Regions from separate parts of the Homo sapiens genome. Here region 2 is linked to region 1. The links are chromatin contacts, found by Hi-C or POLR2A ChIA-PET in ENCODE. All regions are on one chromosome and are shown on one strand. The core of a region is the stretch at or near the end of the contact, and the rest is flanking DNA. Distances in the headings are between cores, read along the strand shown. Region 1 has its middle 63 kb from the start of TSC22D2. Region 2 has its middle 26 kb from the start of SERP1.

What was found. Hi-C counts contacts between places; a loop is a spot of excess contacts on that map. ChIA-PET counts read pairs that join two places held with the same protein, here RNA polymerase II (POLR2A).
Region 2: a map of IMR-90 shows a loop between it and region 1 (4-fold over the local background). The contact joins two enhancer-like sites. A Hi-C loop is called at or near these places in 2 of 168 maps with a recorded cell type or tissue (DLD1 and IMR-90). POLR2A ChIA-PET finds 5 or more read pairs at or near these places in 10 of 52 experiments (BJ, Caco-2, H1 and 6 more).

What each region holds. Positions count from the first base shown.
Region 1 is chr3:150,468,035-150,474,197 of GRCh38, forward strand. No RefSeq gene overlaps it. Among named protein-coding and RNA genes, the nearest start is that of TSC22D2, 63 kb to the left of the region's middle. RefSeq lists an enhancer at 1,194-1,694. Within about 2 kb of position 1,642, at least 13 of the 41 ENCODE cell types and tissues checked have a DNase peak (open chromatin) inside an H3K27ac peak, as active enhancers do; they include PC-9, where a contact is called at or near this core.
Region 2 is chr3:150,517,145-150,523,640 of GRCh38, forward strand. No RefSeq gene overlaps it. Among named protein-coding and RNA genes, the nearest start is that of SERP1, 26 kb to the right of the region's middle. RefSeq lists enhancers at 2,953-3,453, 3,454-3,954. Within about 2 kb of position 2,032, at least 5 of the 41 ENCODE cell types and tissues checked have a DNase peak (open chromatin) inside an H3K27ac peak, as active enhancers do; they include PC-9, where a contact is called at or near this core.

The sequences.
Region 1 (6,163 bases), core at 392-2,891:
CTCTTTTCATCTTGAAATTCTTCAAGAATCTCAGTTATTTGCCCCATAGTTTTTTCTGAAGTCTGAGTTTTCCTAATTGCATTCTTATAGAATCCTCTGTCCCTGTATTTCCTAAATTAGTTCTAGAAGTTTAATCAGATTTATATTTTGTCAAGATTAATTCATAAGTGGTGGTATATACTTCCATCATATAATGTCTGTCTCTATTTTGTGATGTTGGAAGCATGGATAATCATTACCTAGACCCATTAGCCTATTAATTCTATTATCCCTTCTCACTCATTAGCGAAATACTTCTCTAAAGAGAGACTTGCCCTTACCAACTATTCAGCTACCCTGTGGTACAGTTTGTATAAGAAAGGGAGAGACTTAGTTCTTTCCTTTTATTTCCCAGTTTTCAAAATAATGAGTTGAGTACCTACAAAGGAATAAAAATAAATAAGGCATGATTAGGGAAGACTTACTCTGATATTTTATTCTGGGAAGAAGGAAAAGAGAATGCAGTGAGTTGATTTAGGATGCTATGACTCAGGTGTTAGTAGAGAGAAGCCAGGAAAAAGCCCCCAAAAAGTTGATAACAGGAAATGGCGACCTGAAGATTTGTCTGTTTACTGCTGAGTCTGGAAGCAACTTCTAAGTGAAGAGTACCTTGAGGGAATAGGGGTGGGAAGCCCATGTCTGGGCAGAGAAAGGGCTAGTTCAGAAGAAGCAACTGCAGGTAAGAAAAGCAGGTCGGTTAGCCCACGGATTCAGAGAGTGAAAAGTTACAGAAATGAGCAGTGGATTTTTCTGGGTTTACTTTCTGCCACACAGAGACTAGACATACTATCCTTACAATCTGACCATGAACCAGGAAGTTTACTAAGAAAGGCTGCATGGGGTAGGTAACATTTAGCACATGCAACAATACTTTTTATTTTATTTTATTTGAGATGGAGTTTTGCTCTTGTCGCCCAGGCTAGAGTGCAATGGCGCGATCTCCGCTCACAGCAACCTCCACCTCCCGGGTTCAAGCCATTCTCCTGTCTCAGCCTCCCTGGTAGCTGGGATTACAGGCATGCGCCACCATGCCAGGCTAATTTTTTGTATTTTTGTAGAGACAGAGTTTCACCATGTTGGTCAGGCTGGTCTCAAACTCCTAACCTCAGGTGATCCACCCACCTTGGCCTCCCAAAGTGCTAGGATTACCGGCGTGAGCCACCGCGCCCGGCCAACATGCAACAATACTTCTAAGCAAGGCGATACAGATCAGCAACTCTGGTGCCGATGTGTTCTATTTCCTTTGGTATCTGTGTCTTGATTCTTCACGCAGACCAATTTTGTTATCATCTTAATGGTCTTTCCCATAAGGAACCCACTAAGAGGTTTCAGTGTTGGGACATTAGCTTAAGAACCTAGGTAGTCAGCACGAGAACCTAGGTCTGTGGGACTCTCCTATTAATGACTCCTCTTACCTACCATTCTCCAGCCAGCGTTGTCTCCTGTTCTTCTCACCTCCCCCTATTCCATCCTGCCCCGAGTAGTCTATTCGTGCTAAAGCATTCACTGAGAAAAACTGTAAAGGGAGAGTCCCTTCTCAGAAACACCAGCTTCTTTTAAAATGGAACTTTTGAAGACCTCCCTGTTCTGTTCTCTGGAGAGAGTGAACAAGTAGAGACTTGGCAATAGCTGTGGAAACACCGCCAGCCTCTTGCTTCCAGCAACCTTGAGTTCCAAACCTGTGAGTCTTAGTTTTATATTCACTGACTTCAGCTTCCTGAACCCATCCCAGTTCAGCATTAGGTAATGGCTGTGATGACAGCTGACTCATCTGGTAATGCAGCTTTCCTGGAGGCTTCCTCTGCTCAGATAATCACACTCTGGGAGGGAAAAAAGGTTACAACAATCTTCTACCCCAGGATACTCAAGAATGTCATCCCCCAGAAGGGAGTTCTACGAGGAGGAGGAGAATGTCAGCCCCAGGAGGGGAGGTCCAGCGGGAGGAGGAGAAGAGGCTCTGGGCCCTACATAGGGGGTTTAAAGTGAAGAGCCTAGGAAACTTGGGGTGAGAAGGTGCCAGTACTTAGAGACAGAAACTGAGTGGTATAAAATGGAATGAGAATCCCCTCATTGCCCTTTGACAGCTGAGAAACTTCAAACTGGGCCCCGTTTGAGGGTAAGTTCTGCGAGAGTAGAGACTTCTACTTATTTATTCACAATTGTATTCCTGGTAACTAGTACGGTGATGTATTGCTTGACAGAAATACATTCTGAGAAATGTGTCGTTAGGATTTTGTCATTGTGCAAACATTATAGAGTGTACTTATACAAACCTGGATGATCTAGCCTACTACACACCTGGGTTATATTGTATAGCTATTGCTGCTAGGCTATAAAACTACAGCATGTCACTGTACTGATACTATACTGTGACACATGGTAAGTATTTGTGTACCTAAACATAGAAAAGGTACAGTAAGGATACAGTATAAAAGATTTAAAATGGTACACCTGTATAGGGCACTTACCATGAATGGAGCTTGCAGGACTGGAATTTGTTCTGGGTGAGTCAGTGAGTGAGTGGTGAGTGAATACGAAGGCCTGGGGGCATTACTGTGCACTACTGTGGACATTATAAACACTGTACACTTAGGCTACACTAAATTTATTTTTAAAACATTTTCCTTTAATAATAAATCAACCTTAACTTATTGTAATTTTTTTTTTTGAGACAGAGTCTTGCTCTGTCTCCCAGGCTGGAGTGCAGTGGCATGATCTCAGCTCACTGCAATCTCTTCCTCCCAGGTTCACGACATTCTCCTGCCTCAGCCTCCCGAGTAGCTGGGACTACAGGCAGCCACCACCACACCCGGCTAATTTTTTTTTGTATTTTTAGTAGAGACGGGGTCTCACCGTGTTAGCCAAGATGTTCTCGATCTCCTGACCTCGTGATCCACCCTCCTCAGCCTCCCAAAGTGCTGGGATTACAGGCGTGAGCCACTGTGCCCGGCCTTTTTTTTTTTTTTTTTTTTTGAGACAGGGTCTTGCTCTGTCACTCAGCCTGGAGCATAGTGGTATGATCATGGCTCACTGCAGCCTTCACTTCTTGGATTCAAGCAGTCTCTCACCTCAGCCTCCCGAGTAGCTGGGACTTACAGGCACATGCCACTGTGCCTGGCTAATTTTTTATAGAGATGGGAGTTTCCCTTTGTTATCCAGGCTGGTCTCGAACTCCTGGCCTCAAGAGATTCTCCCTTAGGCCTCCCAAAGTGCTGGAAATACAGGTGTGAGCCACCATGCCCAGCCACTGTAACTTTTTAGTTTTATAAACTTGAAATTTTTTTAACTTTTTTACTCCTTTGTAATAACACTTAGCTTAAAAGGCAAACACATTCTATAAGTGTACAAAAATACTTCCTTTATATTATTATATAAGCTTTTTTCTATTTTAAAATTTTTTAACTTTTTAAACTTTTTTGTTGAAAATTAAGACACAAACCCACATATTAGCCTAGGCCTACACAGGATCAGGATCATCAACATCACTGCCCTCTACCTCCACATCTTGTCCCACTGGAAGAGGTCTTTAGGGGCAATTACATGCATGGAGCAGTCATCTCCTATGAGAACAATGCCTTCTTCTGAAATACCTCCTAAAGGGCCTGCCTGAAGCTGTCTTACAGCTACCTTTTTTTTTTTTTTTTTTAATAAGTAGGACTGCACTCTAAAAGATAAAAAGTAGAGTATGGTAAATATATAAACCAGTAACATGGTTATTATCATTATGAAGTATTATGTGCTATACATAATTGTATGTGCTAGACTTTTATACGACTGGCAGCACAGTAGGTTTGTTTACATCGGGCATCACCACGAACATGTGAGTAAAGCGTTGCCCTGTGACTTTACTGATGGCGGCCCACAGTTGACCTAAATGTTGTTATGCAGCACATGATTGTACTGTTATTAAATGAATGAATGAGGGTTCACACCTATCTTACATATTCTTTATTCTTGAGCTTTCTGATCTCTAAATGTAGCCTGAGATAGCCAAATCATAGCCTTGTTGTAAGGATCAAACAATATAAAATATGTAAATCACGTAACTTGGATCTGGCCCACAGCAAGCATACAGTAAATGCTGCTCTTGTTTTCTTTCTCACCCCTTTCTAGGCATCTGGTTGAAGCAATGCTCTTTCTCCTCACTGCTTTTTGACCAAAAGCTTGGGAAAAAGACTAGGCAATCTTTAGGCCCAGGAAATAGCACCTGTGATAAATCCAAGGTCACCTAGATAGGTTTAATCACCTTCTCCAAATAATAACACTACCAAGTTTTACAGCACTCCTGACAAAAATCTATTTTTCCTCCTTTTCTTTCCCTTTAAGACAGGGTCTCACTCTGTCGCCCAGGCTGGAGTATAGTGGCACGATCACAGCTCACTGCAGCCTCAACCTCCTGGGCTCAGGTGTATTTTTCCTCCTTTATCTCTTTAGAACCTCACAACTACCCTAGTAAGCCTTGGGAAAGCAAGTATTTGGCTCATTTGACAGATAAGGAAACAGGTTCAGAGAATCCAGAGAGCTTGTGACCTGCCCAAGATCTCAGATCAGATTAGTGGTAGAACTAGATTCCAGCCCATGGGTGGCCATAGCCCACATTTTTCTCCCCATTGTGCTTAAATAGGTTAGAGGTCACAGGAAGAAAGAACCCCTTTTCTGGAAAAAATTATGTTGAAACTGTACCCAATTTATTCCTATTCATTGATTCATCTACTTGATTTCATTAGGCAGCTCTGTGATTCAAGAGATGGCCATTTGGGATGGGCAAAAGAGAACAATATATGACAATATACACTCCTTGGAATGAAGAAAGGTAAGTCTCCATCCACAAAATACCAAACAGACTTCAATCAGAACACTCTCAGTTCAAGAGGATTGGTGCTGATTGTTTATTTGTTAGAAATGTATATTTTCTGGCTGGGCCCAGTGGCTCACGCCAGTAATCTCAGCATGTTGGGAGGCTGAGGTGGGCAGATCACTTGAGGTCAGGAGTTTGAGACCAGCCTGGCCAACATAGTGAAAACCCATCTCTACTAAAAATACAAAAATTAGCTGGGCCTAGTGGTGCACACCTGTAATCCCAGCTACTCGGGAGGCTGAGGCAGGAGAATCGCTTGAACCCGGGAGGCGGAGTTTGCAGTGAGCTGAGATGGCACCACTGCACTCCCACCTGGATGACAGAGTGAGACTCCATCTCAAAAAAAAAAAAAAAAAAAAAATGAAAGGTGTATTTTCTTAATAAGTAGCACATGCTCACATACACACCATGGAATACTATGCAGCCATGAAAAAGGATGAGTTCATGTCCTTTGTAGGGACGTGGATGAAGCTGGAAACCATCATTCTGAGCAAACTATCGCAAGGACAGAAAACCAAACACCACATGTTCTCACTCATAGGTGGGAATTGAACAATGAGAACACTTGGACACAGGGGAACATCACACACTGGGGCCTGTCGTGGGGTCGGGGGAGGGAGGAGAGATGGCATTAGGAGATATACCTAATGTAAATGACGAGTTAACGGGTGCAGCACACCAGCATGGCACATGTATACATATGTAACAAACCTGCATGTTGTGCACATCTACCCTAGAACTTAAAGTATAATTTAAAAAAACTTCAAAAAAAAAATAAGTAGCACATGCTCATTGAAATATTTCAATAAAGAAGTTAATTTTCAAAAAAAACAAGGCAAAATCTCCCCTCTCTATTCATCTGCAATCCCACTCTGCAGAGTAAAACTGCTAAGTTTTCTCTGCACATAATTGAGATACACACATTTTGTGTTTTCATTTACCATAAATGAGATTATACTAAACATATTTTTCTTCAACTTGCTTTCTACAAATCTACAGTAATCACAAACATCTTTTCATGACAGAACATAGAGATTGTCTTTATTCTTTTAAATAGCTGCATAGTGTTGTATAATAAGTCATATCACGACAGTCCCCTACTCATGGATGTTTAGATGGCACTCAGTTTTTTTCTGTAATCAAAATTGTTTCTCTATACATCTTTGTCTAGTTACATGAGAATTTCTTTAGAATAAGAGTGGCCAACATTTCTTGAGCCCTTTACCTTCACATCATGTGAATAAGACAAATCGCTGAGCCATGGGT
Region 2 (6,496 bases), core at 782-3,281, 50 kb after region 1:
GAGGCTAAGGCAGGAGGATCACTTGAGCCCAGGAGTTTGGGGTTGCAATGAGCTATGATTGCGCCACTGCACTACAGCCTGGGCAACAGAGCAAGACCCTGTCTCTAAATGAATTAATTAATTTAATCAAAGTTAAAAAATAAAGTGAAGAGAAAATTCACAGAATGAGATAAAAATTTGACAAATTGTATATTTGATAAGGGACTTATATCTAGAATATATAAGAAACTATTACAATTCAATAATAAAAAGGCAAACTACCCATTTTTTTAAAAACAGGCAAATGATCTAAAGAGACATTCTCCAAAGAAGATATGCAAATAACCAATGAGCAAACAAAAAGATGCTCAACAGCATTAGCCATCAGGAAAATGTACACCAAAACCACAGTAAGATACCACTCACACCTTCTAGGATGGCTAAAATAAAAAAGACAGATAACAAGCTTTGGTGAAGATGTGGGTAAATTGGAATCCTCATACACTCCTGGTGGGTGTTGGGAACAAGCCCCTCAAAATCTGGCTGTAAACTGGCCCCAAAACTGGCCATAAACAAAATCTCTGCAGCACTATGACATGTTCATGATGGCCATAACGCCCATGCTGGAAGGTTGTGGGTTTACCGGAATGAGGGCAAGGAACACCTGGCCTGCCCAGGGCAGAAAACCACTTAAAGGCATTCTTAAGCCACAAACAATAGCATGAGCAATCTGTGCCTTAAGGACATGCTCCTGCTGCAGTTAACTAGCCCAACCTATTCCTTTAATTCAGCCCATCCCTTCGTTTCCCATAAGGGATACTTTTAGTTAATTTAATATCTATAGAAACAATGCTAATGACTGGCTTTGGCAGGTGGGAATGTAAAACGGTGCAGATGCTTTGGAAAATGGTTTGACAACTCCTGAACCAGTTAAATATAGTTACCACATGATCTAGCAGTTTCACTCTTACATATATACCCAAGAGAAATGAAAACATATTTCCACTGTCCACACAAAAACTTGTATACAAATGTCCATTGCGGCATTATTCACAATTGCCAAAAGGTGGAAACAACCCAAATGCCCATCAGCTGATGAATGGATAAATAAAATGTGGTATACTCAATATTTTTCAGCAATAAAAGGAAATGAGGTACTAATGTAGTCTACAACATGAATGAACCTTGAAAACATGCCAAGAAGCCAGTCACAAGGACAAAATATTGTGATTCCATTTATATGAAATTTTCAGAATAGACAGATCTATAGAGAGAAAGTGGATTAATGGTTTCCTGGGGCTGGGGAAATGGGGTGATCAGGTTGGAGGTGAAAAAGAACAAACTCTTGCTACAGGCAACAGTGTAGATGAATTTAACAGACATAGTGTTGAGTGAAAGAAGCCAGACACAAAATAGTACATACTGTATGATTCCATTTATACAAAGTTCAGGAACAGGTAAAACCATTCAACGGCAAGAGAGTCAGCAGCTGTTACCTTTTGGGGTATTGGCTGGGAGTAGGAATAAGGCAGCCTTTTGTGGTTTTGGGAATGCTCTATTATCTTAATCTGGAAGGTGGGTACAAGAGTGAGTGTGAGTATGTATGTTTGTGAATACATCTATGTTAAAGAATTCATTTAGTTGTACACTGAATATTTGTTCACTTTACTATGTAAGTTCAAGCACAATAACAAAAATTGTATAGATAAAATAAAAAGTACTATCCCACCAATCTAGTTAGCTTGGGAGCTTCCCTATAACTGAAGCAAACTGGATCAAAATGCTTCTCTCCTCTTCTCCAGGGCCACATAGTCTGCATATTTTTAACTTTTCCTCTTCATGGCTGCCTTCGATTGTCACTAACTGATTTCAGAGAAACCTTGAGGCAGAGAAACCTTGTGGCTTCAGGGAATGCCAGAACTTGGACCTTTAGGTCTCAGAACCCCTCTAAAAAGGTTTTCCTTTATGGCTGAGGCCTCTTTCTCTTTCCAATTGAAGGCTTATCAGGAAGGAGGGTTCCCAGGAAGCAAGCTGGGCAGGCCTACGTACTTGAAGTCTCAGAGAGTCATATAATTAAAACTCCTTTGTATTGCCTGGGTTTTCCTCTCATTATGCAGTAACCACACCCTTTTTATAACATTTATGATGTTACCTGCACATATACTCACTGGGAAACAATGTGAAGTTAAGCCTAGATCTGTGACTAACACCATAAAAGCAAAACAATCGCTCTACCTCATAGGAGTGCTGCTAAAAAGACACAAAGACATATTTTAAAATATTTACGTTAAGAGCAATACCATAACCAGGTAACATAGATGAAAACTTCATAAACTGAAAGAGGTCACACAAATGACCAAGACATAGTTTTAACTATATCATGGAAATCTCCAAAAATTATGTTCATCTATAAAGTAAGTGAAAGCACCGGAACAGCTTCCTCCAAATGAGCCTTGTAAATGGATCTACTAATAACACACTCCACTCTTAAATCTGAAAATAAACCAAGCCAATATTAAGTGAAAAGTAACCTCTGGTAAAACTGACACGCCACTTTAGGTAGCTGCAGCCATGCAAAAGTTTGATATCAAAGTATCTGAAAAGCATAGCATTCACCAGTTGTCGAAGCACCGTTCCGGGACTTGCAGCATCAGCTTCACTTGAGAACCTGTTAGAGATGCACATTCTCGGGCCCCAACTCAGGCCCACTGAATCAGAAACTCTGGGAATGGGGTCCCCAGCACTCCAGGTGTTTTTGTTGTTGTTGTTTTTGGGGTTTTTTTGAGACGGAGTCTCGCTCTGTTGCCCAGGCTGGAGTGCAGTGGCGCGATCTCGGCTCACTGCAAGCTCCGCCTCCCGGGTTGACGCCGTTCTCCTACCTCAGCCTCCCGAGTAGCCGGGACTACAGGCGCCCGCCCCCACGCCCGGCTAATTTTTTGTATTTTTAGTAGAGACAGGGTTTCACCGTGTTAGCCAAGGATGGTCTTTATCTCCTGACCTCGTGATCCGCCCGCCTCGGCATCCCAAAGTGCACTCCAGGTTTTAATTACCTCTCGGGTGATTGTGGTGCACGCTCAAGTTTGAGAACCTCAGCTGTACCCAATTACTTTAGGTGGGCAAGGGCTTTCTAGAAGATCAAACACTTCAAACACCTGGCTTCAGCTCACAAGCACGGGACAAAAGCTCTCGGTCCTCTTCCTTGTTCTCCGCGGGGTTTGTAGTATGAATCTCAGGTCACAAACTCGGACTATCACCTTAATTCAGACCCTCCCTCCCGGAGTGATCTAGGTCGTGTGTCGTCTCTCCTTCTCCGCTGTTGCAGCACAGATGGAAATGGAATGGGTCTCGCTTGCAGTCTGTCACGACCTCCACTGACTTCTTCAGGGTGGTCGCTCGCGGTGGTCCTAAGGCGCTCTCATCCTCCACACCTCGCTGGGGGACCGGCGATCTCCTCCAAAGGGTCGCCCCAAACCCCGGCCGCGCCACCCCCAGCTCCAGGGGACCAGCAGCTGGCAGCTCCGCTCTCCCACCCTCAACAATGCCGGGTTTCCTCGCTTCTCCGGCTTTTACAAGAGGTCGGGAGAACGTTTGAATTGTGGTTGCTTCTTCTTTGAATCTTGCAACATTCCTGAAAGCCCTACGGAACCGAAATTTGGAGAGAACACAAATAACAAGTCTAAAAATTATCTTGCCACAGGATAGTAGGTGCTTCCTACCATTACCTAAGTAATTTGACACCATATATTATTTAATACACTTCAGGGTTATACATAAAGGTAAAATGTGAAAGCTTGCAACTAATAATTACAGCAATAAGCAAACACATGTTTTTCCTCTTTAGTTTCGCTTTTTAAAATTATCAAATTATTTTTATGGACACAGTAATCAAAATAGAAACAATTTAGCCTAGGAAATTTAGCAAGACTCCATCTCTACAAAAAGTTAAACAATTACTTAGGTGTGGTGGCTGGTACCTGTAGTCCCAGCTACTCCGAAGGCTGAAGTGGGAAAATTGCTTGAGCTGGGGAGGTAGAGGCTACAGTGAGCTGATCACACCACTGCATTACAGCCTGGGCAACAGAGACCTTGTCTCAAAACAAGCAAACAAACAAATATATTTTACATTTTTAAAAAACACCCACATAACCCTATCACAAAAAAATCCACCAAGCTAATATTTTCATATTCTTTTCCCATTTTAGTATGTATATATCAGTACACATATTTTATGTCCTGCCCTTCTCACTTATTATTGATTTCCATGTTACCAAGTCACCTTGTTTCCATATAAGCTTTATGAAATTAATTTACAGGAACTACATGACACTGATTATAATATGCACATATCCTTCAACCTATTATCCACTCCTCAGATTCTACTTAAGTATTCTTTTTTAAGTATACTACAGTCTTTTCTCCCCTGTAAGTTTTTCATTTCTTCCCACATTTAGAGGAAACAATGCTTTCCACATCTTACTGCACCCCCTGGCTCTCTTCTGCTCAGTAACAGCAACTGTCTCAGTCAAGCGCCTCTCTGTGGAACACTGCTGTTCCTTCACAGACAAAGCCATAAAATCAGTGAAAAGCAGAGCCAGCTGCTCGCCCACTGCTAGAGGAAGAGGTCATCTCTCTTGCCTTTTATCCCATCTCAAAACATGTTATCCCTCTAATGCCTTTAGAGTTCCCTGGACTGGGCATACAGAGGTGTCCTCAAAGTGTTTTCAGAACTCTGATAATATAGGAGCAAAATCTGCTGAATCTTCCTTCCTAGAAACAAAAGTGATAAGGCCCAACCTTGAAATCTAGATGAAAATCCTGAATGTAACTTCATCTTTCAAGTTTCTGCAGTGGTTTCCAAAATGCATTTCACAGGGAGCTGTTTGGCATAGGTCAATGAAGAATGGATTTTCTGTTCCCAGAACCTTAAAATATTTATACTCTGTGCATATTCCAGAAATCAACAATAGCCCCCTACTGCCCATCACCAATTCTTCCATAAATAGATAAAGCACCTAATAGGTAACTCCCTGACAGTGGCTAGAATCAAGTGTTCATTTAATGGCCCCTTAGAGTTTCTCAGAAGTTTCTGGAGAAAATGGGAAGAATGATGTTAAAGTGCAGTCAGGTGTCACTTAACAGGAACATCTGAGAAATACGTCACAATTTCACCATTATGTAAACATCTTATGCTGTACTAAACCTAGATAACATAGCTTACTACACACTTAGGCTACATGGTATAGCCTATTGCTTCTAGGCTATAAACCCATACAGCATGTTGCTGTACTGAATGTGGCAGGCAATTGTAACACAATGGTAAGTATTTGTTTATCTAAATATATATAAACATAGAAAAGTTAAAGCATTGCATTATGACATTACGATGGCTTATGACAGCTATGATGTCACTAGGAAATAGGAATTTTTCAATTTCATTATAATTTTATAGGAGCACCGTCATATATGTGGTCAAATGTTGACCAAAACATTACTATACAGTACCTGACTATAGTTCCTTTGCTTTATCCCTGACTCCTACTCCAAAGTTTGGCTCTATCAACTGAGCAAAAGATAGAGGAAAAAATACTGTTTTCTTTCACTATGAAGGTAAAAAATATAACAAAGTCTTCTCGGAAAAATTCCTATAAAATCCAAGGTTAGAACATTTGGAAATAGCAAAAAAGATTATTGGGTATCTCAAATGGAAAACTAAGCACTATTTAGAACCCACCTTTCAGGTTATCTGATTGTACCTTTCCATTGCTTTTGAATTATTTTACAACTCTGTAAATTGTCAATAAGTGATAACAATGCAAAGTTAGTGTTGTTTACAAAGACATTTTGTTAGAGATCCAATTTTCTGCCCCCTGTTGAAAAAGTCAGTTTCTCCATCCATTTGTAAATTCATTTCAGTATTGCTTTGCTCCACATAAATTTGTGCTTCTTTGACTTCTCCTTTGAACTCATTGTTTAACATCTTACTATTTCTTCATTTATAATGACTTAAATAAAATCTTTAACACATGTTCATTTTATATCTGTATAGAGTCATAATTTTACCCCTCTGTGAAAATCATCCTTAGCCAGGCACAGTGACTCGTGCCTATAATTCCAGCACTTTGGGAGGCCAAGGCGGGAGGATCACTTGAGCCCAGGAGTTTGAGACCAGCCTGGACAACATAGTGAATTCTCTGTGTTAATTTCACTTTTTAAAAAAAAAATTTTTCCCCTCGTACAAACTCTCAGTCTCCCTGTGACTGAACATCACCAATGATGTTCTGAAAGACTCAGGTGAAAAGTGAAGGATTGAGGTAGAATTTGTTGTCTGAGAACAGATCTAACAGCCAGAACAAATAAGTCCTGCATAGGAAGCCAAGTTGGGAGCCAGCGAGGAAGGATAAGGGGGCAGGGACTCAAAGTAGGTGGTCCACTTTCCCTTTGGGGGTAATTTCATCCTTTGGGGGTAATTTCATCTCTACAAAAAATAAAAATAGAAATAAAAATAAAAAATTAGCCA